Linked DNA regions of Homo sapiens: regions 1, 2, 3 and 4 are each linked to region 5. Evidence: chromatin contacts called from ENCODE Hi-C or POLR2A ChIA-PET data. All regions are on one chromosome and are shown on one strand. The core of a region is the stretch at or near the end of the contact, and the rest is flanking DNA. Distances in the headings are between cores, read along the strand shown.

Region 1 (4,495 bases), core at 993-3,492, 470 kb after region 5:
TTATAGTCTGATAAAAGAGAGCTTTGTTATCAAGAGTGCATTTCTTGCGCTAGGCGTTCATTTCTCAAACAACATTGGCTTTCTTGTATATCATGGTGTTTAAAGGGAGGAGTGAACAATTGACCTAGAGATGAGCTCTTTGAAAAGTTCTGTTTTGCGTGATATGAATGTAAAAGAGTGGAGCATGAGCTATGAAAGAATTTCCAATAATCTCTCCTTGAGGACAGACAGATATTGAATGATGTGATGAGTGAGGCTATGGAACTAGGACCTCTGCCTTTTTTCACCCCTCCACTTGGGCTGGGGAAGCACAGTTACTCAGAAAAAAGTTAATTCAAAATATTTTCAAAGGTTCTTTCCTTACAATCAAAACACTGTTGTCTGTGGCAAATGGCACACCCACCTGCCCCCAGGAAAAGAAGCTACATGACTCCTGGGGAGATTTCTTCTGGGATCCTTTCCTGCAAACCTGCAACACCCATGAGCACCCATGAACTCTGCAATTCTGTGACTTTCCCCACCTGTTTCATAAGAAGGCAAACTAGGGCTAAGACCACATGTAGTCACAAAACCAGACCTGTTTCCTGCCCTCGTTCTTCCCCTCCTCCACCTTGGATGGATTTTCATACAACTTTGATGAAAATAACTAGGAGGATATAAAGATCTCTGTGGGGAGATCCTTTTGGGAAGTCCAACATCCCTGGACAGCTGAGGATCCTGGATTTCTTGGTGGACACGCCAACCCAGGAGTCCACTGTGGGGTGGAGTCACGGCTGGAGCCCAGGCGTGCTGTGTGGATTAAATGAGTTAATGTCTGGGAAGTGCTCAGAAGGGAGAGTTCTGAACACAGAGAAAACATGTTACTATCATTGTTATTTGAAAGGAATTGGAGGTCAATTATTTGCTACCCTACATTAGATGAATCTTTATTTTATCACCTCTCTTACCACAAAAAGTGTTCTCTTCCTTGAAAAATGTCTTTTTTTTCCTAATTTGCCTTGAAGTCAAATCCTAGCAAAACCAAGCAGTTGTTATTAATAGCTACATAAACACCGGAAAATAGGTCGGCACCCTCTTTTTCTCCCAGAAAGACATTGGCTAATACAATCTAGCCCCTGATTGATTTGTTTGTTTGTTTGTTTCACCTAGATATGTTCAGTAAACAAGGGAGAAAATAAGAGTCTATCAAAGCTGAACTTCTCTATTCTTGAGCTATCAGCCTTTTGCTTTGCTTTCCCCAACAATAAATAAAAGAACGTATTGAATATTTTAAGGGGTGTTCTTGGGACAAAAACAGTCTCATGCACACAAAAAGTCAGCCTTTATCTGCTGTGATCTTGGGAAGTCCAGCACACTAGCCTGGAAGTTTGTCAGAGACTCTGAGCATCCTAAAATCAGGAAATTTGTCTTCTTCATCAATGTAACCCCAACACCTAGCAGTAGGAAGTTTCCATTGCTGGTAAAAATAGGCTCACATGCTGTGAGGTATAAATGGTCATTTAAAAGGTAAGTTAATTTGAAGAACAAGACCGAGTCCCCAGATCCATTTAATTTTTAATTTTTGGCAGTGTTTCCCAAGAACCAGGCCACTGGTTGAATGATTAAATTCTTGCTCATCTTGGAGGGAAAAAAGATACATTGCTGTGGACTTTTCAGAAGACTAAATTTGTTATTTGCAACCCTTGGCCTTCTTTTTGATATTATCTCTTTGAGACCTAATATTGGTGGGTTCACATGCCTTGCTCTTTCACCATTATAGAACTGGGTTTTTCTTCTTCTGCTGTCTATTTAATTTAATTCTCAACCTTGAGCCTTAATGGAAAGAGAACATTTTTCTCTTCATAGACACAGTCTGCCAGCCTTTTCCTGCTCGTTGTCCCTCGAAAATAAGTCAGTAGACTCTCATTTAAGTGGTTATCCACCAAGGAGTTCATTTACTAAAACATTGCATGGACAAATGGAGGACAGTGACAAAGTTCTATCCATGTTCTGTGGCTTCTGTCTTTCATAGGCGATTCTCTGATGCACTCTGGCAATACTGCCTGTCTACTTTGATTCCTAAACCTGCTGCTCATGAATTAATCTCTTGCTGTTGTTCTTCTGGGTAGGACTGAGCTTCTAATCTGGGCAGAATCCCAAGTCCTTCTGGCCTTGGGGGAATTATTTACCCTGTTATGGACCTTTCTTCTCAGGGACTCTGTCATAAGAACCTCTGTCAATAAGCTTTTCACAGGAAGGCCCTCTTGAAGGCCACACCCTGGCACCCTTGTTCTGATGAACTGTCTCCTGTGGCCTCTCACCCACAGTATTTCCTGACCTGTTCCTGGTCTCAAATTCTCAACCCCTACTTGCTAAGAACTGATGGAATGGAGACAGAAGGGGAATAAGACATGGCCCTTGCTGTGGAGGGGTGTGAGGGAGTGTTTACTGGGTGATTCAAAGCTTATTTTGGTAAATGGCCACAGGAGTACTCACCACTTCTCCTGTGCGGCAGGCATCTGGCACCTAAGGATGTCCAGGCTTAGGAAAATTCAGGGAGAAATGTGAGGTAAAATTGCTCCAAGTATATCTTTTCTTTTAAGAGTGCGATAACAAAAATAGAGGCACACATAAAAGGATAAAGAAAAAATGAAAACAAGCAGTGAAAGACAACATCCGCTCTCATTTCAGTTTCCTGGAAGCGGAATGTGGTTGGGCAGATGGTGTTCTTTTGTTTCACTAGAAGAAACGGTAAGGTGTAAATACACATGATACACACAGCAGTGAGGATGGAGAAGGGGCTCGACTCTAGGTGCTCGGTAATTTCTAGGTGGGTGGGAGGTTTTCTTCGTTAGGTTAGGTTGGTCCTGCCTACTGAGATCCGAAGATACTGCCTTCGACCTGACAGCTTCCAAATGGGGACCACAAGCTCTCTAATGTTCCATAAATGGGCTACCAGGAAGTCTGTGAACACCCTTACTTTTTTTTTCTGCAAAATGTTGTAGGTTTGTGCATTTTCTTAGAGGAGTTTTTTGTGTTTCACAAGATTAGCAGAAGATTCAATGGCCATTGGCTTCTTGTGTCTTCATGCCTTTTCAGTTTGCTTCGGTAAAGTTAGTTGCATGTGACTATATGAAGTTGCTTAATATAATTGCCCATATTTGCATTATATTGGAGACTTTTCAAAGCTTTCTCACATATAAGCAACCCCTTTGACTCAGTAACAGGAGCTGTTACCAGTAGCCCATCTTACAGCTAAGGAAATGAAACTTACAGCCATGACTTGACTGGCTTATGGCCACACTCATGTCCTGTCAGGACAGAGGTAGGACAGACACTCCTGCCTCCTGATACTTTCTGGTTTGGTGCTCCTCTTACTTACTGCTCTTGCTCTCATTTTTTCTGCCAAAATTGCCATCAGTATCAGTGAGGAGTAGGAAGAATTTGAGTCTAAAACATGCATGAAGTGAAGAGAAAATTGATAAGAAAATAAGTCAATGTGTCTCATTCTGGTTAATTATACCCATGTTTGACTACCTCTGAGGTTATTTTGAAGCAGAAATAATGTTATTTACCTCTGCATTTTCAGTACCTAAACAATGCCTCCTGGAGCATAGTAGATGCTCAATTATTTGAGGTGTGCATAAGTGATTCAAAGTATGAAGAAAGAATCAGATGCCCAAGGCGTATGTTGCCTGGTTTCCAGATACCTGCCCATCATGGATTCTCAAATGGGCCTTGTCTGAAGTCTCTAAGATGGCCCTATGTCATTACAGGATGATAGGGAAGTTTGCCAGAAGACTTTTGATCAATGAATGATAAAGTCCATTGATAAAGCTTTTATCTCCCGTGGTCTTATGTAAGAGGTGTCCACGTCATCCCATCTGGATACAGCTTTTGAATTATCCCTCTAGGGTATTAGGAGGTCTAGTGAACTGTGCACTTCATCAAATAACTTGCTCTTAAATAAGTCACACACTCCCAGGTGCAAAAGATAGGAAGATCTCTTTTCTCAAATAGAAGCCGGAAAGCAACTACCCGATTCCAATAACCAAAGGGTGGATAAGATGAAGCTATAAAACTTGCTCAAAAGAGCTCTTGCGAGTAAGAGGTTGAGAAGGGGAGAAGTTACAGTGATTCTAGTAATTCAAGATTCTAAACAAAACAGGACTTAGAGAAATGGCAGTGACAGTTGCCACTAGTAGTGTGGTATTAATCTTAGTCTGACCCCTGGATCCAGCAGAAATCCCAGCTGAGCTTCCAATTTTTATGTAAATGGGAGAGTCAACTGTACACATTTAAGAGATGTTTGTGAAAATAAATATTTGTTTTTATGATTAATCTTGGCATTACATGATATGGAATAAAATTCTAGAACTGAAACTCCCATTGAGAATATTGAACATTCTAGAGGTAACTCTTTCTTCTACAATTGATCAGCATAGATCTTTCACCCCAGCATCAATCAATCATCAAGATAGAGTCATCTCTATTACCTTTGGGGCAAATTTCCCTG
Region 2 (4,274 bases), core at 479-2,978, 270 kb before region 5:
ATAGCTGGGCTGCAGGGGGTGGAGGACTCCTCATTCTGTCACTGCCACTCACAGGGCCTGGAGAGCTGTGTCTGTTTCTGGAACCTCTGAATCACAGCCTCCTTGGGTTCTTCTGAAGGCACATTGCACCTTCTAGAAGGGTATGACTCAGAAGGAAAGAGAGAAAAACCTCTACTGGCAAGAGGAAATGGCTGCAGTGTTTACTTTATCTGAAAATGGCACACGCTTTTATTAAGACATAAATGCCAGTGATGGATTCTGCTCTTGGCGTGTGGCTGTGCTCCCCAGCCCTGAGGTGAGATGGTCAGGAGATGTGAGACCCTACAGAGAAAATATTTACCATGCTGAGCTGTCATGAGACAGAGTAAGTGGGCAGAGGGCAGCTGGTTCCTTTGACCACCTCATTCTAGGGAAAATAAACAGGGACCCTGGAGCAGTCACTAACAGAGGGGAGCAAGTATCCTCTCTCTGCAGTAGAATCTCTGAAAATTCGGATAACGTTAATTGTGCCACTGTGGTGGCAGTGCAAGAAATTCCTGTTCATCCCGCTGCAATGATGATTAAGGTAACAAACACCCAGTCGGGAAGTCAGGCTCCGGCCCTGGAGAATAGTTGAGGATCGCCTGTAGCATATTGTTCCACTCTGCTGGCATCCTAACTAGACAGCTTTAGTTTTAGCATAAAATCCATATTCCAGACCTTTATGGAGCAGAGAGGCAAACTCCAATGCTGCCGTTGCAAGCATCAAACAGCATTAGAATGAATTAAGGAGATTTAAGACTCTCGATGCTGTCGGGGCTCTTCTCCATCCCCTCTGTTTTCTCCAAGGAGCTGTTTTAAAGGCGTGGGGGGCAAATTGGAAGAAGGGAGTGGGAAAAACGCAAACCAATCACGCTAACCTCGCTCCGGAATCGAAGTCTGACTCTGTACCACGCATGGATTTAATTGGGAGAGAGGTCTTTTAGAGACACTCTGGGTGGGTGCATAGATCAGTCTGGAGTTTCACAGTACGGCTTCTTCCAAGGTCAGAGCATGTGTCCAGGGTCTTCCCCGCTTCCTGGTGGACGGGAAGGCGTCTTCGGTCCGGTGGTTGACAAAAAATCCAAAGAGGGCGTCAGATGTGTGCACTCTGGTGTTTGGAATTTAAGTAAAATCTGTAATTTTCCTCCTGCATTTCCTCAGAGAAATTAGCTATTCTATTCACTGCATAAATTTTCAGGTTTTGCTAGCACGACACTCAGGGTGTTGAATTTTTTATGACAAAAATGCTGTAATAATTGTTGAACAGATGTAAGTGTTGGAGACTCGGCTCTGGCAGACCTCACGAAACCTCGATTAGCAATTTAACCCTGTCCTCCCTCCTGTCCGCACGCCGGGGAAGAGGAGTTGCAGTTTTGAATGGCTTCACTGGGATATGCACAAAGGCAGAGAAAGAGTTTTCTGGAGAGCAGGGGAAGTCCTTTAACGAGCTCTTATGCCCAGCCAGAAAAGGAAGAACTCGGTGCAGCCTAACCCTGAAATTACCACATTACCAAGTTGTCTAGCTGGGTGATTAATAAACTAATTGACACGGGGGACACTTGTCACTGGCGAAGCAGCTCCCTAGCCAAAGCGAGGAGCAACTACATAGCGTCTCCCGGGGAGCTGGGAAGTGACAGTCTACACCCGCTTCCGGGCTCCCCGTGACATAGGCCAGCCGGGCCTCCATTTACACCTCAAAGCAAAGTCACAGAGGGATCCGCCCCTTTCCTGGCTGCCTACACAGAAAGCAGCCATGGGAGACTTGCCGAGGACTTTGTCCACCAAGTGATGAAAGCATGCAAATGCCTCCGAATCAAAGGTAAATCAAAAGAAAATGGCAGCCCGCAAGAGGAGGCGGCGGTGACAGCCCGTCAGCCGTACAGCCACCCGACAGGCCTGGTGGCAGCGTGGAGGCTGCCAAGAGAACCGCCTGAGGAGGCTGCCGCCAAGACAGATGTCACGGCGAGGAGGGCGCGCTTCCGTCGCTTTCGGCGGGGCCTCATGGAGCAGGAAGTGGTACTACATGTGCCACTTAAGAGAATAATAATACTAATAAAACTGGGCGTTGTGAAGGGGGAGAGGTGGGGGAGAAAGGCTGGTTAGAGAGAGAGAGAGAAGAGGGGAAAGGCATGTCACAGTGTTTGGTAAAGGAGGAACTGAATTGATGGCCATCCTGAAGTTTGTGTGTGTGCGCACATGTGCGTCCTTTAGCAGGCTGGCTTTCCCTAGGCGCTTACAGCATCTTGAGAGGCATTGTGCTGGTGGAGACGTGGGGTTCTGGTGACAGCTGTGTCTTTGCAAGAGAGGAGAGGTGACCACAAGGCCACAGAGGTCCTCTAGTTTTTATAGCCCTCTTTTCTGCCTTTCCTGGAAATTGACTTTTGGTTTCCTGCCAAGATTGGGTTGCCCATTATACAAAAAAGCAGACTCCTGCTTGGGGCATTGCAGAGTTGCAGAGATGGAGGGAGACAGAGGCAGGTGAGGAAAGCCTCAATGTCTGATTTTCTCTGTGTCTGCCTCTGTGTTATTTGCGGATGGGTCGTGAGCCCCAGCCCAGCAGCCCACGATATTCGGACCTTAAGTACTGAAAATAACCTACTCCCCTTTTCATGGGTATTTTAAATTAAAATTAATATATAACAGGCCAGGTTTAGTGGTTCACGCCTGTAGTTTTCAGCACTTTGGGAGGCTGAGACAGGAGGATCGCTTGAGCCCAGGAGTCTGAGACCCACATGAGCAACGTGACAAGACCCCATCTTTACAAAAATAAGAAATAAAAAAAATTAGCTAGGCATGTTGGCATGTGCCTGTGGCCCCAGCTACTTTGGAGGTTGAGGTGGGGAAGATCACTCGAACCTAGGAGGTTGAGGCTGCAGTGAGCAGTGATGGCACCACTGCACTCTAGCCTGAATGACAGGGCGAGACCCTGACTCAAAAGAAAAACGTGAGTGTGTATGTGTATAATAATAATTACATATATATATATAGCCATTACAGCAAGAATGTCCAACATAACAGCTCTTATGTGTTTTTTGTATGTCAAGTTTTTCTAAAAATTGCTGACTTTGAGGTGAGACTTCTGTTTTACCTGTGCTCTGAGCAGGTGTTTGGGCTGCATGTTGGGAAATCCAATCCCAGAAATTGTGTAAAAAATAAACTATGTTTTTTTAAATTCTAAGATGATTAACTTTTGTCTAGGAAGTGATTGCAGATAGGTTCTTAGCCATAAATGTATAAAATTGTCATAAACCACAACATATTGATTTGATCATAAGAAATTCACTTTTCTAAATGTCCCCCCTCCTCTAAAAAGCATTTGGGAGTAATGCAGTCAATATAACAAAGAGTCTAAAGATATAATGTCCAAGTGCCTTGGAGGTGAAAGACCTTACACTTTATCTTATTCTTACCATTCCTACCCCAGCTGCATTTTATAAGCAGGAGAGTTGCTGGCTTTATAGTGTAGGAACAGTTTTAGTGCCTCTACCATTATCCCATTTTTGCAAATACTTCCAGAGGAAGTAATTCTGAGATTGCTGAAAATTCTCATAGGTGTAACTATGTGATAAGTCCTTCAGGGCAGAGAGAAGATGGGTAGAATTAGCCCAGCCTGGTGAAGTGTGAACAGGATGCCCATGGGTGAGAATCTGTCCTGGGTCCAAATAAAGCCTACACAGTTGGATGTGTGACCCTTAGCATCTCCGAGGCTGAATGATAACCCTCCCTACAGCAGCATGGCCAGTGTTAAAATGTACAGAAAGCTCACATTGCAGCAGGTGATGTCGGAAGGGCTTCATCAATATGTGCTGTACTGAGCATCATAAAGCAATCAGGCGCTGGTAACTGAAATCCTGGGATGGGCTCTATTTATAATTTATTGTACACTTAGTTTAAGTGTAATTATATATATATATATATATATATATATATATATATATATGGTTTTTTGTTTGTTTGTTTGTTTGGTTTTTTTACAAAGTTTTGCTCTTGTCACACAGGCTGGAATTCAGTGGCATGATTTCTCCTCACTGTAACCTCTGCCTCACGGGTTCAAGCAATTCTCCTGCCTCAGCCTCCCGAGTAGCTGGGATTATAGGGACCTGCCACCATGCTCAGCTAATTTTTGTATTTTTAGTAGCGATGGGGTTTCACCATGTTGGCCAGGCTAGTATTGAACTCCTGACCTCAGGTGATCCACCCACTTTGGCCTTTCAAAGTGCTGGGATTATAGGCACGAGCCACTGTGCCCGGCC
Region 3 (4,932 bases), core at 1,114-3,613, 270 kb after region 5:
AGGAAGTAATTTTCTTTTTAGGTATATATTTTTTCTTGCATCTGGACTTGATTCCCATGATACTTTTTGAGAATCTAAGGTGGCACTTACAGCCTTCAGCCTATTTTTAAACATGTAGTTTACTCTACTAAATTGCAGGTTTGCAGAGGGTAAAAATTGTGTCTTTTATATCTCTCTATCACCCCAAGGCACTGATAAAGCTGCATCCGTCATGATAAAGCAGTATGATGAGATCTTTTAACAGGTCATGCTGAAGTAACAAACAATCCTCAAATCTCAGGTGCTGACTACAACAAAGGTTTCTTGTTTGCTTGCATATATGTCAATCGTGGGTCAATGGGAGCTCTCCTCCTTGTGTCTCCTTTGTACTGAGATCTGGGCTGAATATGTACAGCTCCTCTCTGGCACTTGACCTTCTTGAGGCAGAAGGAAATGAGTTCATGGCAGAATGATGCAGTGGTCCTTAGATTCTCTTCTGGGGAGTGGCGTGTGTCACATGATGTGGTCAAACTTGGTACCACTGGGATGGGGAGAGCAGATGCTTTCCTGGGATGTTGCACCACACACCCCATAGCAACAGGCAGTGGTGTAGCATCATCCAGAGAAGGGCGGCAAAATATTTGAACACATTATTGCAGTTTACCACCCTTGTACATCAGAGGCTGTCAAGGAATGCTATGAAAATCAAGTCAATTTGCATCATTTTAAATAACCTTCTGAAACCCATAGTCAATGGCAGTCAGAATATTACTAAAAACATTATTTACTTAATTAGAAAATGTGCCCTTTGTGAAGAACTACCAGTGTGATTTCCCTTAGCTCTATGTATCAGAAGTAAGTGTTCTTTTACCCATTACCTATGAAACACTGTTCGTTATTTTACTGGCTACTAGGAAGCTCCTGCCTAAATAATGGCTCCCATTGGTGAATTACACAGGAATTTATGGAAACTTTTTCAGAATTGACCTTATGCCTGGCATTATTGTATTTTACTTCTACCCTTATTCACCCAGATGTAAGTTTACCACCTGTATTTTTCATAAACTATTAAAAAATACATGGATTATAAACAAATGAGCTTATCTTAGACATACCCTTTGAGACTGTTTGAAGCTTGTCTGCCCACTGGACTTTATTGTATTCTTGCTTAATGCTTTAGCTCTGCCTTTGAGGAATAAATGAAAACACATGTGGAAGACAAATCACTCCTTGTCCTTCCAAATATGCCATGAACTGCCTGATCAAAGGGAAATGAGAAAAGCCACTTTTCAAATGGGGCCCCAGGGGTCCCTGAACCAAACCAGTCTCTCTGGGGCCAGGAAGGACAGATCCCCAAATCTGCTCCAGTTCCCCAAGGTGCCTGCTGGACCCAGCACCTTTGCCCTCATCATCAATGAGAGGAAGCATCGATGTAATCCTTTATGCTTGGTGGGACTGTGGGAAATAATATCACAGACAAACACTGGACCCCCAGGAGGGGCCTTCTTCAGATGACAGGAAGGCAGACACAATTGCAAATACCTTGTGCCTGTGTCTTCTAAGACAAAACAGTTGGACTCTTTGGACACATGGCTGATCTTCTCTCCACACATAGGGTAAGAACAATTCTATTCCTTACCCCATGGCTACCAAAGTGATGGATTCCTAATGCTGGGCTGACTGTTTCATGCATCTTTATGAGTACCACGTGGGACTTCTCACTGAGTTTACGATGAAATGTGAATCCCTAAACTCGGATTTTGGGGCCTTCAGGAGCAGCTTCCTCATTCTCCATCTCTTGTGTTTCTAATTCCCTAAATTTTACATGCTCTTCCTTAAGTCCATTCCTTTGCAGTTAACTTTAAAAAATGATGATGATAGCAAAAATAACAATAATGATACTAATAATACAGTAAGCCCTAGCTGAGCTATAGTCATCCTTTCCACTCAACTGAACACATCTTTAGAGAGTCTTCTCTTTCATCATCAGATGTGTTAGGCAACCTACTTTGTGACCTCAGCTGATGCCTCTATATATTGTAATACTGTGTTTTATCAACTTGTCTATGATTCCTTGAGGCCAACCAAAGGCGATGTTCAAGCTCTTCTTTCCATCCCTAGCCACTAGCTCAGTATCAGGTGTTTAGGAGATGCAGAATGAATGTTTGCCAAATTAATATGCACATAAGTTAAATAGGACCCCAGTCGGTTATATGGGTTTAGTGAGTCACAAAGAAGAAAGTGGTGTGGGGACGGTTGGAGGGAACAGAACAGGAAGAAATAATACCTCCTTGAATCAACAGTGTCTACATCACCTCAGGTGAAAGGTGAGAGAGAGAGGCAGGCACTTCCTTCTTTAGAAGGATCAGAGGGAGCAGGAGGCTGAGAATGTGACCATTCACCCCACTGAATTAGACCTAGGGATGGTGACATGCCCGGCAGAAACTCCTGTGTGGGGCCAAGTCATCTTGGCCATGCAGGCAAAGACATGGTGAAGCAAGAATCTCTGTGGGAACATTTTGTAAAGAAGAGGCCATCGAGGATGTGGGGTTTTACAAACAACCTTCATCATTATGAGAACCGTTACCACTGTTACTACAGGAAACTGTGCACACAGTAAAAATGAGATGGCAAGCACAGGCTCTGTTGCAGAAGAAGAAATGGAGTACATTTCCTGATAGTAGAGTAAGAAAGAAAAAAAAAATTCTGAGCCACTATGACGCTGCCTAGTAAAACATAGTGAGAGACTCCTGTGTAATTTTAAATGTTCTGTTAGCCACATTTTAAAAAAATGTAAAATTAAACAGGTGAAATGAAGTTTAATGATGTATTTGACTTAACCCAATTCATTCAAAATATTATTTCAATCAGCAAACCACACAAAATTATCAATGAGACATTTTACTTTTTTATGGTATACTGAGTATGAGAACTTGAGTTTGTTTTCCACCCACAGCATATCTCAATTCAGGCTGGCCACAGTTCCAGTGCTCCATAGCATAGTGTGTTGGTCACTCTGTCCTGGAGGGCATAGGACGCTGAGCACTGTCTTTACATGGTCCCTGTATCTAGTGTGTAACTGACTTTGAGGAAATATGGACAAGGGCTTTTAATGACAAGAGGCAGACCTTGAGGTGGGCCACATGTCACAGATGTCACAGCCAAAAGACTTCTACTTTGGTGGTCCCAAGGCCAGCATAAGAGGTGCTGTGAGATCATAGAGGAGCCCCTTCCCTTCTTGATGAATGGTCTGCATCAACACCTACAAAATAATAGTTTGGACCAGATGATGATAGTCTCTTAAAAGTATCTGCATGCATCATCTCCAACCCGCACCACCACTCCAGAGCTAGAAGTCAGACTCAACATTCACACTGGCCCTCATATGTTGGGTATGACATTGAAGGTCACATTCACAACAAGCCACAGAGCCAAGATGGGAGCCTACACCTGTGAGTCAATTCACTGGCTTGTGGCAAATAGTTAAGGGCACTTTGCTTGTTATTCTAGGAAAAGATATTGGAACTCTGAATTGTGCGTATGCATAACAGATTTGATTTGCTCAATTGATATGAATGACTACATCACCAGGTAGATGACCTCTGTTCTGTGGTACCTCCTGCCTTCTCAATTAAAAACTTTGCAGGCTGCCTTTCATCTTACTTAGGTTGAAACAGAAGCACATTTCAAACGTAGTTTATTTCTTCCACCTCTTTCTTATACTCCGGTTGGTTTGGGCTCTTGAGCATTCATAGAGACAGCTCCCTGTCATTTTCTTCACATTTTCCAAAAAGAGGAAATGGGGAAAAATATCAAAACACCAGACAGGTTGTTATTGCAGCATCAGAAATCTCAGTGGGAGCTTTGTTAAGTCACTGTCCTCCACCAGGAAGCAGGAGTACACCTCTAAGGCATTCTGAAGCTACCCAGACATTCAGCCCATCCTCCCTCTCTCTACTCCACCCCAGGCAGATCATAAACACTTCTCCTGCCAGCCTTGGCCTGCTGATGTCAAGAAAAGCCCATGCACCAGGTCCTGTCCCAGTGCAGGACTGGGAAGAATAGCTTCAAGCATGGGCTCGCCTCCCACACTGATCTGGTTCAAGTCCCAGTTTCTCATGTAGCATGTGGCTCTGGGAACATCTCTTATCCTATCTTCCTGTCACGTTCCTCACCATAAAAGTATATTACTAATAATACCTCTTCCCAGGGGCTACTGCCCCTGAAACAGTGCAAGTTAGTGTCTAGCATGTGCTGGCACATGGGAAATGCTCATGAAAGCTCGCTAAAGACCATGTCCATTGTCATAACAACAATAGGGATTCAGTGAGCGCCCTGAGGTAGACCTTGAAGCCATATGAAAATACTTATCACATCCTCCCCGGAAGAGCCAACTTATACATTTTGAAAGAAGTGCTTATTTTACTGAAAATGCCATCAGAAGATACAGAAATGTTTTTCATTAAACACTGTGTAGCAAAAGGCTATAAAACCTTCCTTTGAACCTGTTCTCCTCACCCCATGTTTCCTGCCCTGGTGTTAACTTCTCTTCAGCATTCTTTCCTTTTCCAATGGCTTCTGCAAGCTCCCCATCTGCTCAGGCTGACAGCTTGGTCCCCACTCAGAATCACACAATTCCAGCCAATGTCACCCCACCTTCAGGAAGCTGTGGACACCATCCAGGCCTATGCTAACATGACACGCCAAGCATCTTATTGTGATTATGAATATATAATTCCTGACCTCAAAAAATTGAGTGTCTAGAGGAGAAGACAGACACGTAAAGAGGTGAGTACCTGGGAGAGAGGAAAAGGTTTTTGGAAGCATGCATCATAAACCCGAATAAGGCATGGCTTTTGGAGCCCAAAGGTATCAAAGAGAGCTTGATAGAGCTATCCCAACCATCGACTGAGAGATGTGAAGAAGTATTCCCTGGGTGGAAAGAAATTCAAA
Region 4 (4,352 bases), core at 491-2,990, 410 kb after region 5:
TGGCAAAAAGCAGCCCAACCATGGTCTCAACTCAAGATAATCAGGACAGAAAGTCTATATAGCACTTGGAATCTCACAGGAGTCTTGGCTTTCCTGTTGTCTTTACTGTACTTTGCTTTAACCAACCTGGAAGGACAACATCACCACACCTGTCTTGCAGAAGAGAAAACTGAGGCCCAGAAGGCTAATGGGATTTGTGCACAGCTACTAACAATTGTCCACCTAATGATTTGAATTCAGATAGCTTCTTTAATGCTCTTCAACACAACTTCCTCACTCTAAGTCAAATGTGAGCAGCATTAAAAGAAAATAAAAGTACAGTATTGTACAGAAAGCAACATACGTCATTCATGGCTGTGTGTGTCCATAAATATGTGTGTGTATATATATATGCATGTATATATGTATCTATATGTATGATAAAAAATAAAAATAACAACTACAACAACAAAAAAACAGAACATGGAAGTAAAAAAAGAGAGTGATTTTCCAGCAGGTTCCTGCAGAGCCCTTCTCTTGATTCCTGAGAGGTTCAATTAACGGATGCAAGTCATAAAACAGTGCATTTTCTCTCTGCTATGATGCATTGTTTTTAATCTCACTGCCTTGTATTATATCACATTCCTATAATTCTTCCGACAGGAAAAGGCTTGTTTCATAAAAATATAGTCCCCAGCATTTGAAATATAAGTTCACATGCAAGCAACATATATATCACCAAGCTGGCAAACTAACTCACTTACTTAATCCACTAAACTTCAGGTGCTTTCTATATTATGTGAAATGGCTTGAAACAGGCAGAAGCTGCCAGGACCCATCACGGCTTCTTTGCTCAAGAGAGACAAGAGGAGAAGGGGAGAAGGGAGCGGGGGGAGTGGAAATTCCCTCAGTGGATTCCACAATAACATGCCTTTCATTATCACCCAGTGTCAGGACACTGGGTAATGTTCATTGTGCATGCACAATAAATTACTATTTACCTGGCAGTGCTTTTGATAAGCTCGTCTCCTCACCCCCTTTCTGTCCATGCAGCACAGAGCAGCGAAACCCCTTTGCCTATAATTCTTATTAAGGTGATACCTTTTCTGAATAAGAAAGTACACACTTCCAAAGCTGGCACTCTCTGGGGTTTTTAAGGGACATTGTTTTTATTGGTTCCCTTTTATTTCTTCCACCCCACTGTGTTTTAATGCTATAGTGACTTCTGTGTATACAACTCTCATATTGAAATGTCGGCTGCAGATATATGCAATATTAAAGAGCGCTTATGAATTTTTGACATCTAATTAGTCGCTACCCTGTTAACATGTCAGGACTCAGAGGGATTAGGGAGGCAGCCCTTTCTGAATAAGTTACAGTGAGGCTCCTGTCCTTTTCATGTATTATTCTTTAATGTAGGTGGTGATTATTTGGCTGTGATTAATTGATGAAGCCCATTGGTCTGGCAAGTGGTGCCGAATTCACCATTCCTCACTTTTATTTCTCTCAGTAGGGTTCTGCCACTTAATCGGAAGGACCTGCTTCCTTCCAGGCAATCTCTCTGTGCAGCGTTCTGGGGCAGAGGGACTGTTCTGGGTGACCCACCTAGACCCTTTCACAGCTCTTGGCTCCCTGGTCAGCAGTGGGTTTTGCATCCTGTCTTCTTGGACAAGCCCTGTGCCCTGTGCCCCCTGGCCAGGCATGTCTGAAATGCAGTGGCACCCCCTATACAAAGGCTTCCTGTTGCTCCCCTTTTCTCTCATATCTGATTTTCGAGCCTTGCTTTCTGGTACCTTTAACACCTGTAGCTCCCTGCCTGGCTCAGTTTACTTCTGGGTTCAGCTGCCTGCCAAGACGCCAGGTGACAATCGGGGCTCTCCAAGGCCGCTCCTGCCATTGTCTCCAGCTGTGGGGCCCAAGAAACCACACACGTGAGATGCACAGTCTGATATGGCCGGCTCTGCCCCTCTGGGTAAGTGATACCAAGCTCTAAAAAAAGGCAACAATGAGAAGCGGATGTTGGGGAGAGGGGACCTGCTGGCTGCTGCTTTTGGGCACTGCCCCATGGGTGTCAAACACCCTGCTGTGTGCAGGCAGCTTCCGCCTCCTAGGAACTCTATGCCCACACAGTCCTCCCAGAAGCTCCTGTCCCAGCTCCCTGGGCTCCCACGGAGGAATCCTCTTTCACAGTGGGTTCTTAGGAATGTCAGATCTGATAGTCTTGGATTTGAAGCTGGGCAAGATTTTTAACATTTTAGATAAAGCAAGCAGGGAAATGATTTGTGAGTATAGCTCTGTGTTTAAGCACAGGGAGAGGGAGGTGTTTTCTGCTTCACCGCATGACTCCCCTTCCATACACCCACATGTGCATGCAGGCACACACATGTATACACACAGGTGCATGCATCCATACACACAGACCCACACATGTACACATACAGGCCCACACACACCCATAGATAGACACACACACTCCCAGGTACACATGCAGGTGCACACACCCATGCACACACAGGCATACACAGGTACACACACAGACACACACTCTCTCTCCCACAGCTTTCTAGACAAAGGCTCTGCCATCAGACTTTCGTACCCTGGCCTCCTGGTTTTATGAACAAATAATTCCTTTTTTTGCAAAGCAGAATTCCCCGCCCCCATTATAAACTCCCACCATTCAAATCTATAATTGGGGGAGTAACAGAGCTGTGGCCGACTTATCTTTTTAAATGCACCGACCCTGGACGAGCCATCCTAAAAATGTGTAATTATAAATAAACCTTCACCTATGTCAGCTGGCAGGGTTTTTAATTACTGCACTTGATGTCAATCAAGGCCAGCTCTGGGTATGCATGTTAGGGGGCAATTTCAGAGGAATTTTGCGGACATAAGCTGTTTGCCTTATTCTATTATCTGCATTTAAAAGGGGAGAGGAGGAGATAAGGCGACAGCCAGGAGGGGAGAGAGAAAGAGCAGCTCATGGAAAGAAAATGGTGGGGGAGGCATTTTACCGAGGCTGCAGCATCCTGCTGGGGCTGGGGAGGGCAGATACTGGACATCTCTCCTAACCCAGGGCCCCACACTGCTGGCCCCCTCTTTGTCTCCCAACCCTTTCTTGCAGGAAGATAAGGAGGGAGATGGGAGTGAGGTGTATATTTGCTGATGGAAGGGGGTGGAGGGGGCCCCTGCTAATCATGTGGGGACAAGGCGGGGATGAGGGTGGGGGTAGGATGAGGGTGGGGGTAGGATGAGGCAGGGAAGGAGAAGATCAGGAAGAGCAAGAAGTGTTGGGGGGAAGCGCTAAAAGGAAAAAAAATCAATTGATGCATATTCACTTTCTCCTCCACTGCGGATTCTATCCGAAGGAAACACTGAACTTTGTAGTGTTAGCAGCAGCTGAAATTTAGAATTATTGTTTCCTTCTAACAGAAGACTCATTTTCCACGGCCGCATTTGCAGCATAATAAGCTTTTTGTTATTTTTTCAATTAGAGTCAATTGACCTAACAAAATGCTTGGCAATTAAGTGATTTTTGTAATGGTCCGGGGGTAATTTAGTCGAGCTTGTCAGCTGTGTTTCATGAAGCCAGGCTGTCTTTTTTTTTTCCCCACTGCCTCTCTCTCTCTCCCTCTCTCTCCCTCTCTCTCTCTCTCTCTCTCTCTCCTCTCTCTCGAGCATAATGGCTCATAATTTCGAAATCTTTTCCTTCTGTTTCCCTCACAATAATTCGCAATTACAGGAAGTTGTTGGAGGTGATTTTTTTTTCTACCTTGCCTTTTGAGTCAGTAATTTTAAATAAAATGTACATACTTATAAAAAGGCAGCTATTACTGAAATCACTTTTTGTGTAAACTCAATTATTTCATGAATAGTGACACCAGCTTATACTGGGTCCCACTCCTGAAGGCTGAGGCATTATTATCTTCAGGGTAAAAGGTTTGGAACATTCAGAACACTCTTTCCAAATCAAACCAGCATTCAATAAGGTAAACACGACTTCAGGAGAGCAGGAGGCGGCTGGGTTACCTGGCCATGAAAAATGGCAACCTCCGGGCAGCCCTCATCTCTGTTTCCTCCCCTGGGCAAGGACTGGACTTTGGCTTCTCATCCTCTGATTTATGAGGAAATTCCTCATTTGCCTAATTGATTCATTTTCTTAAGACGACATCTGGAGTTACATTTTCTTTTAAAAGGCTGCAGTTAGAGCTGATGACTAGCTCAGATGTTCCTTCATTGTGTTACTATCTGTTTATACCTATCTTAAAAATATATAATATTCTGCACGTATCTGCATACGTGCATACATACAGAAATAGCAGAAAGACGTGCTGGTGTTTTTTCAGACAAATTCGCCTAGGAGGTAATGTGAGTCG
Region 5 (5,007 bases), core at 1,517-4,016:
GTGCCTTTGTCAAAAATTAGTTGACTATATATGTTCGGGTGTATTTCTGGGCTCTGTATTCTATTCCTTTGGTCTATGGGTTTGTTTCTATGCCAGTACCATACTTTTTTGTTTAGTATAGCTTTGTAATATAATTTTAAATCAACAAGTAAAATGTTTTCAACTTTTTTTTCCCTCAGAGCTGAAACCTAATATTTCTGGAGGCTGGAAGTCTGAGATCCACATGCTCCCAAAGGACCCACTTCCTAAAATCATTACTTTGGAGTCTAGGATCTCAACATATGAACTTTGGGGGATGGGGACAGAAACATTCGGTCCATTGCAGAGGAAGAGCCTGTGTTAATATGAAAGAGTCAGAAAAACTTCTTTGAAAAGCCAATCCTTTGCTTTCTGAGGGTGAGTGAAGATTAAGCAGAAGGAGCAGTTTAAGGCAGCAGGAAATGCTAGGGTGAAGACTCTTGAAGGAAAAAATGAAGGCCAGTCAGTGTGGCTGGAGTGAAAAAATCCAGGAAGATACTGCACAAGTTGACGCTAGTGAGGAGGCATGGCCATGGTGAGGGTTTTGGCCTTTATTGTAAGGATGAAGGGAAGACACTGAGAGGTTTAAGAAGGGGCAGAATGGAACAGACAACAGGACTGTCAGGGAACATCCATTTTAACAATATCACCTTGCTGCCATGTGGAGAATTGATTGAAAGAGGGCCACGGTGTGTGGGAGACTCACTGCGAGCACCTCACATTAATCCAGACATGATGGCAGCTTGAACTAGGATATTAGCTGAAGAAAGGGAGAAAAATAGATGACTTGAGTGATGTAGAGATATAAAGGCCATAGGAGCTGGTGATTGATTTCATATGAGCAGTGTGGCATCACAGGCATCTTCCAGGTTTATGGCTGGAGCTCTGGATGGACTGTGGTGCTGTTGAAGCCAGAACCAGACCACGTTTGTGGGAAAGACAATAAATCGAGCCAATTAGGATGGGGAGGGGTGTTCAATAGTGCAGAGACAAACCTTGATTGAGGAAAATATGAGAAGGCTACATTTAGGAGGCAGGATTTGAACCAGGCCTTCAATACATCCAGAAATCAGAGCCAGGCATAGTGGGGAAATTGCAGGGGAAGTGAGGTTCCCAACAGAGGGAGCACCCAGAGCCTTATGGGGGATCTTGGCATTTTTATTCCATTTTTGTTTTAAGTAAACTTTGCATTGAAGTTCAGCATACCTATAGAAAAGTGCACAATTTATAAAAATACAAATCTATAAAAATTTAAGAAAACATATCATCCAGTTTCTTTGGGAAGGGGTTCATTTTTTTCCCCTAATTTTCTATTTTAACTGCATCTAGTTTTCTGATTGAAAGTGACATTGAATTCCTGGAAGTAAGCTGGGAAGAAAAACTCATTCTATGAGTGAATACACTTGGCAAGAAGTAGTGGGGCTGTAATTGTGATAGTAACAGTGTTACTAGAAAACATCGGTGACTGCTATTGTTATGTGTTATGCTGACTATAATTTGTACTGCATTAGAGGAACGTAATCAGAGAAGACTTGGAGATATCAAGTCTTGGAGTATTACTGATAAATAAATAGAAGTAATTCTAGACTGTACAAGAAAGAGTTCAGTTTTAGAAATTTTAAGTTTCGAGTGTTTACTCAAAACTCATACAGAAGTGGAAATGTCTGGAAGAACAAAAGGACAGAAGAATGCATGGGTGAAAAATCAAAGGAGGGATCTTGGCTCCAGGAGACATGTGTGAGTTCTGCTGTGGGGCTACATTTAATCATGTCAGAGTTGAGGTTCTTGCTTTAGGAGCAGTTACTTAGAATGAGATGTCCGGGATTTGTCTTTTTCTTTTATTTTACCCAGAAAGAAATGGAAGTAACTAGAGTGTCTGTTATACTGTTGCAAATGCGGTTCTGGAGCAACAAAGATTGATCAAAGCTGGAAGCAGGGCTTTGGGTATTGTCTGTTTTCAGAGAGTAATTGAAGCCACAGGTCGGACAAAATGGTCTGGGGAATGGACAGGGAGCAAGGTGACCCCAGTGTGTTGGAGGGTGCCAGAGCTCAGGGCAGGAGTCCCAGCTGTGCATGGTGGTGGCAGCTGCCCCGCTTGCCAAGCCCAGGTGGATGAGGTGGGCAGTGGGTGGGGGGCACTCATGCACCATCCACAGAGAGGGTTAGAAGCTAGAGTACTTTGCAGATGTCAACAGTCGATTGCAGACAATTAGGAGGCTGCCTTTTTTCTCCTTCTCCCAGGACCCCTAAGACAAACTGTCTGAACCATAACAGTTGAGTCTGAGGATATCAAATAAGTAAGGCAAAGAGAGACCCCGTGGAATAATTGTGGTTAGTGGCTTGCGGGGCTGCGGATGGGCTGTGGGGGGCGGGTTGCTCAAGAGAAAGAAACTTGCTTTTAATCAATGTGCTAATCCAGGACATAAGGTCTCCTTTCTCTCCCTCCCTTGTTTCATTTCCCAGGGCTCAGTCCCCATTCCCACCCCCTGCTCCCTCCCCATACTGGTTGAATGGAAATTTGGTCCAGTTTTTTTTTTTTTTTAATATAGATACATTAAAAAACAGACACTGATCTTCAAAGAAGGCTGCAATTTCACTGGCGACGGAATGTTTATAGCCACAATTTGTTTGGTTCTGATAAAATGCACATGCCCCGTTATTCCATTTTATTTTGCATCCCAAGCCAGGCTTGCTTCTTACATTGGCCTGTGCCTCTCCTAGTCAGCAAGACAGAGGGAGACAGAGAGACGGAGAGAGACAGAGAGACCTTCCTCGAGCTGTGGCTACATCTGCCTGTGGGTGTCCTGGACTCCATGGGCCCAGAGGTCATTGAATGTGGCGGAAGGAGACACAGTCCAGGAGTGAGGATGACCAGCCAGAGGGAATTTCAGGCACTCCCAGAGATACGTTATGCCCCATCAAGAGAAACACCAGCCTTCCCAGGTCTCGCTGAAGCTAGAAAATAATGCCCCCAGTTCTTCTTGGGAGATGGTGCAAGGGAGGTGAAAGAGTCTTGAAACTAAAAAATGTGGACTTAAATCTTAGCTTAGTCACTTTCCTGCGGTATGATTTGAACACAATTTTCTCCGAATTGGCTTCCCCGTTTGAAAACCAACAGCGTCTGCCCTACAGAACTGGTGTGAGAGTAAACAGATTAGGACCAGGTCAGCAGGACGGAGCATGCCCAGAAGAGAGTAGAAAGTGCAGTTTTGCCAAGGAGAGGGAATTGAGAGGAGTATTCTAGCCGGGAGGGCGGTGGGCACCCCAGCACACAGGCATGAGGAAACAGCATTGCTTGGGGGAGAAGTCTGAAGTGACTGGGTGTTTAGTTCAGAGATAGAGCAACAGGAAATGAAGCTGGCAGAACAAGAGGTCAGGTTGTGAGCCACTCTGAGGAGTTTAAGTTTCCTTTTGCCGGCCGTGGGAGAGCTTTAGGATTCTAAGTAGAGAACGATGTATGTTTAGATTGTGCCCTGGAAAAAAAAATGACCATTTGCAGCAGGATGGATCCACTGCAATGGTGGGAAGAAGAAAAGAAGTTAGAAAGCATAAGGGCAGGTAATGCTTCTCAGTACTGTGCATGCATTACTGAATTCACTGCGGCAGCAAAGGACACTGCCTGCAATGGTCAAGAGTTAGGACTCTGGGTTCTGATCTCAGCTCTGTCATGGACCAACTGTGGAATCTGGAACAAGGCAGTTACACTCGCTGTGCCTCAGTGACCCTATTTATAAAATGTGGATGGCAATAATGTTTATTGCCAATATAGATACTGTGAGGATTACATGAACTATTATTTTTTTTTTTTGAGACGGAATCTTGCTCTGTTGTCCAGGCTGGAGTGCACTGGTGCGATCTTGACTCACTGCAACCCCGCCTCCTGGGTTCAAGCGATTCTCCTGCCTCAACCTCCTGAGTAGCTGGGATTACAGGCGCCCACCACGACGCCCAGCTAATTTTTGTATTTTTAGTAGAGACGAGGTTTCCCCATGTTGGCCAGGCTGGTCTTGAACCCCTGACCTGCCCACCTCGGCCTCCTGAAGTGCTGGGATTACAGGCGTAAGCCACTGCACCTGGCCGACATGAATTTTAAATACAAAAGAAAACCACTGCAAAACACTTAAAGAGTGTGCATGGCAAATACAATACATGCACTCAATAAATGCTGCATATTATTTCCAGCTAAAATGTCAGAGCACTATGTGCTCTAACTAAGCAGTTTATGTATGTCATTCCATTTAATCTTTACATTTTCCCTGGAAAACAATTGCTACTTCTATATCTTTTTCTTTGCCTGATGAAAATTAAAGTTCAGAGAAATTGAATTCTTGCCCAGCATGATTAGATGCTACCTGGAGGAGCTGGGAAATAAAGCCAGATTTCTTCCAAAACCCATGGGCTTCAACATTGCCCGTTGAAAGAGGAAGAACAGGAATGAAAATCTCCAGTTCTTCAATCTTGAGTTGCAGGCAGTATATAAAAAAGCCAGTGGAGATATTGCTGATGGAAAGGCTTAACTTTATGCTTTTGGTAAGTGTTCCCTCCAGCCCCACTGCTTTCCATCAGCGTGTGTGTGTGTGTATGCATGTGTGTGTGTGTGTTGTGTGTGTGTGTGTGTGTGTGTGATTGGTCAGGCTGACTCTAGCCAGTGCTAATAATTCTCTGAGGAACTCTAAATGACACATTGCTGTTGATCAGATCAATCAGTCAAAGGGCACATTCTACATTTTTACTTTCACTGAAGTTTTCCTTTTTTCTTTCTTCCTTCATCAATTGAAATCTGATGAAGACAAACTCTTCTTAAAATCTGATAGGCTTTATTTAAGAAGATTTGTATGATTTTATTTGAAAAGTTAATTTTTAACTATAATTCAAAATTTCTCTGTAGGTAAAACCCTGGCACAAATTTTCAGTTCCCAGTGACAGAAAACAAAAGAATAATGAAATGCTGGGGTTGGAAGAGCCTCCAGCCCAACTCCCCACCTGGCC

What was found. A loop is a pair of places that touch in the nucleus more often than their neighbours do. ChIA-PET counts read pairs that join two places held with the same protein, here RNA polymerase II (POLR2A). Pooled maps may share reads with other maps.
Region 1: a map of naive thymus-derived CD4-positive, alpha-beta T cell shows a loop between it and region 5 (2.6-fold over the local background). The contact joins two enhancer-like sites. A Hi-C loop is called at or near these places in 1 of 168 maps with a recorded cell type or tissue (naive thymus-derived CD4-positive, alpha-beta T cell) and 7 of 50 pooled maps. POLR2A ChIA-PET finds 5 or more read pairs at or near these places in 2 of 52 experiments (activated naive CD4-positive, alpha-beta T cell and naive thymus-derived CD4-positive, alpha-beta T cell).
Region 2: a map of CD8-positive, alpha-beta T cell shows a loop between it and region 5 (4-fold over the local background). The contact joins the promoter of LINC02325 here to the enhancer-like site in region 5. A Hi-C loop is called at or near these places in 3 of 168 maps with a recorded cell type or tissue (CD8-positive, alpha-beta T cell and naive thymus-derived CD4-positive, alpha-beta T cell) and 10 of 50 pooled maps. POLR2A ChIA-PET finds 5 or more read pairs at or near these places in 4 of 52 experiments (CD4-positive, alpha-beta memory T cell, H1, activated T-cell and 1 more).
Region 3: a loop to region 5 is called in a pooled map, with 2.6 times the contacts of the local background. The contact joins two enhancer-like sites. A Hi-C loop is called at or near these places in 1 of 168 maps with a recorded cell type or tissue (GM12878) and 4 of 50 pooled maps. POLR2A ChIA-PET finds 5 or more read pairs at or near these places in 1 of 52 experiments (CD4-positive, alpha-beta T cell).
Region 4: a loop to region 5 is called in a map of naive thymus-derived CD4-positive, alpha-beta T cell, with 2.7 times the contacts of the local background. The contact joins the promoter of LINC02295 here to the enhancer-like site in region 5. A Hi-C loop is called at or near these places in 1 of 168 maps with a recorded cell type or tissue (naive thymus-derived CD4-positive, alpha-beta T cell) and 4 of 50 pooled maps. POLR2A ChIA-PET finds 5 or more read pairs at or near these places in 3 of 52 experiments (CD4-positive, alpha-beta memory T cell, naive thymus-derived CD4-positive, alpha-beta T cell and naive thymus-derived CD8-positive, alpha-beta T cell).

Annotation. Positions count from the first base shown.
Region 1 is chr14:98,186,934-98,191,428 of GRCh38, forward strand. No RefSeq gene overlaps it. Among named protein-coding and RNA genes, the nearest start is that of LINC02295, 53 kb to the left of the region's middle. Within about 2 kb of position 2,243, at least 4 of the 41 ENCODE cell types and tissues checked have a DNase peak (open chromatin) inside an H3K27ac peak, as active enhancers do.
Region 2 is chr14:97,457,088-97,461,361 of GRCh38, forward strand. LINC02325 (long intergenic non-protein coding RNA 2325) reads left to right here and starts at 1,729. Exons shown (of 5, transcript NR_110166.1): 1 at 1,729-1,840.
Region 3 is chr14:97,991,853-97,996,784 of GRCh38, forward strand. No RefSeq gene overlaps it. Among named protein-coding and RNA genes, the nearest start is that of LINC01550, 16 kb to the left of the region's middle. Within about 2 kb of position 2,364, at least 3 of the 41 ENCODE cell types and tissues checked have a DNase peak (open chromatin) inside an H3K27ac peak, as active enhancers do; they include CD4-positive, alpha-beta T cell, where a contact is called at or near this core.
Region 4 is chr14:98,134,247-98,138,598 of GRCh38, forward strand. It overlaps LINC02295 (long intergenic non-protein coding RNA 2295), which reads left to right and starts at 1,741. Exons shown (of 3, transcript NR_184268.1): 1 at 1,741-1,951. All of the region lies in intron 1 of LOC105370655 (a long non-coding RNA gene), which reads right to left.
Region 5 is chr14:97,721,276-97,726,282 of GRCh38, forward strand. All of the region lies in intron 2 of LOC105370651 (a long non-coding RNA gene), which reads left to right. Among named protein-coding and RNA genes, the nearest start is that of LINC02291, 37 kb to the left of the region's middle. Within about 2 kb of position 2,767, at least 3 of the 41 ENCODE cell types and tissues checked have a DNase peak (open chromatin) inside an H3K27ac peak, as active enhancers do; they include CD4-positive, alpha-beta T cell and CD8-positive, alpha-beta T cell, where a contact is called at or near this core.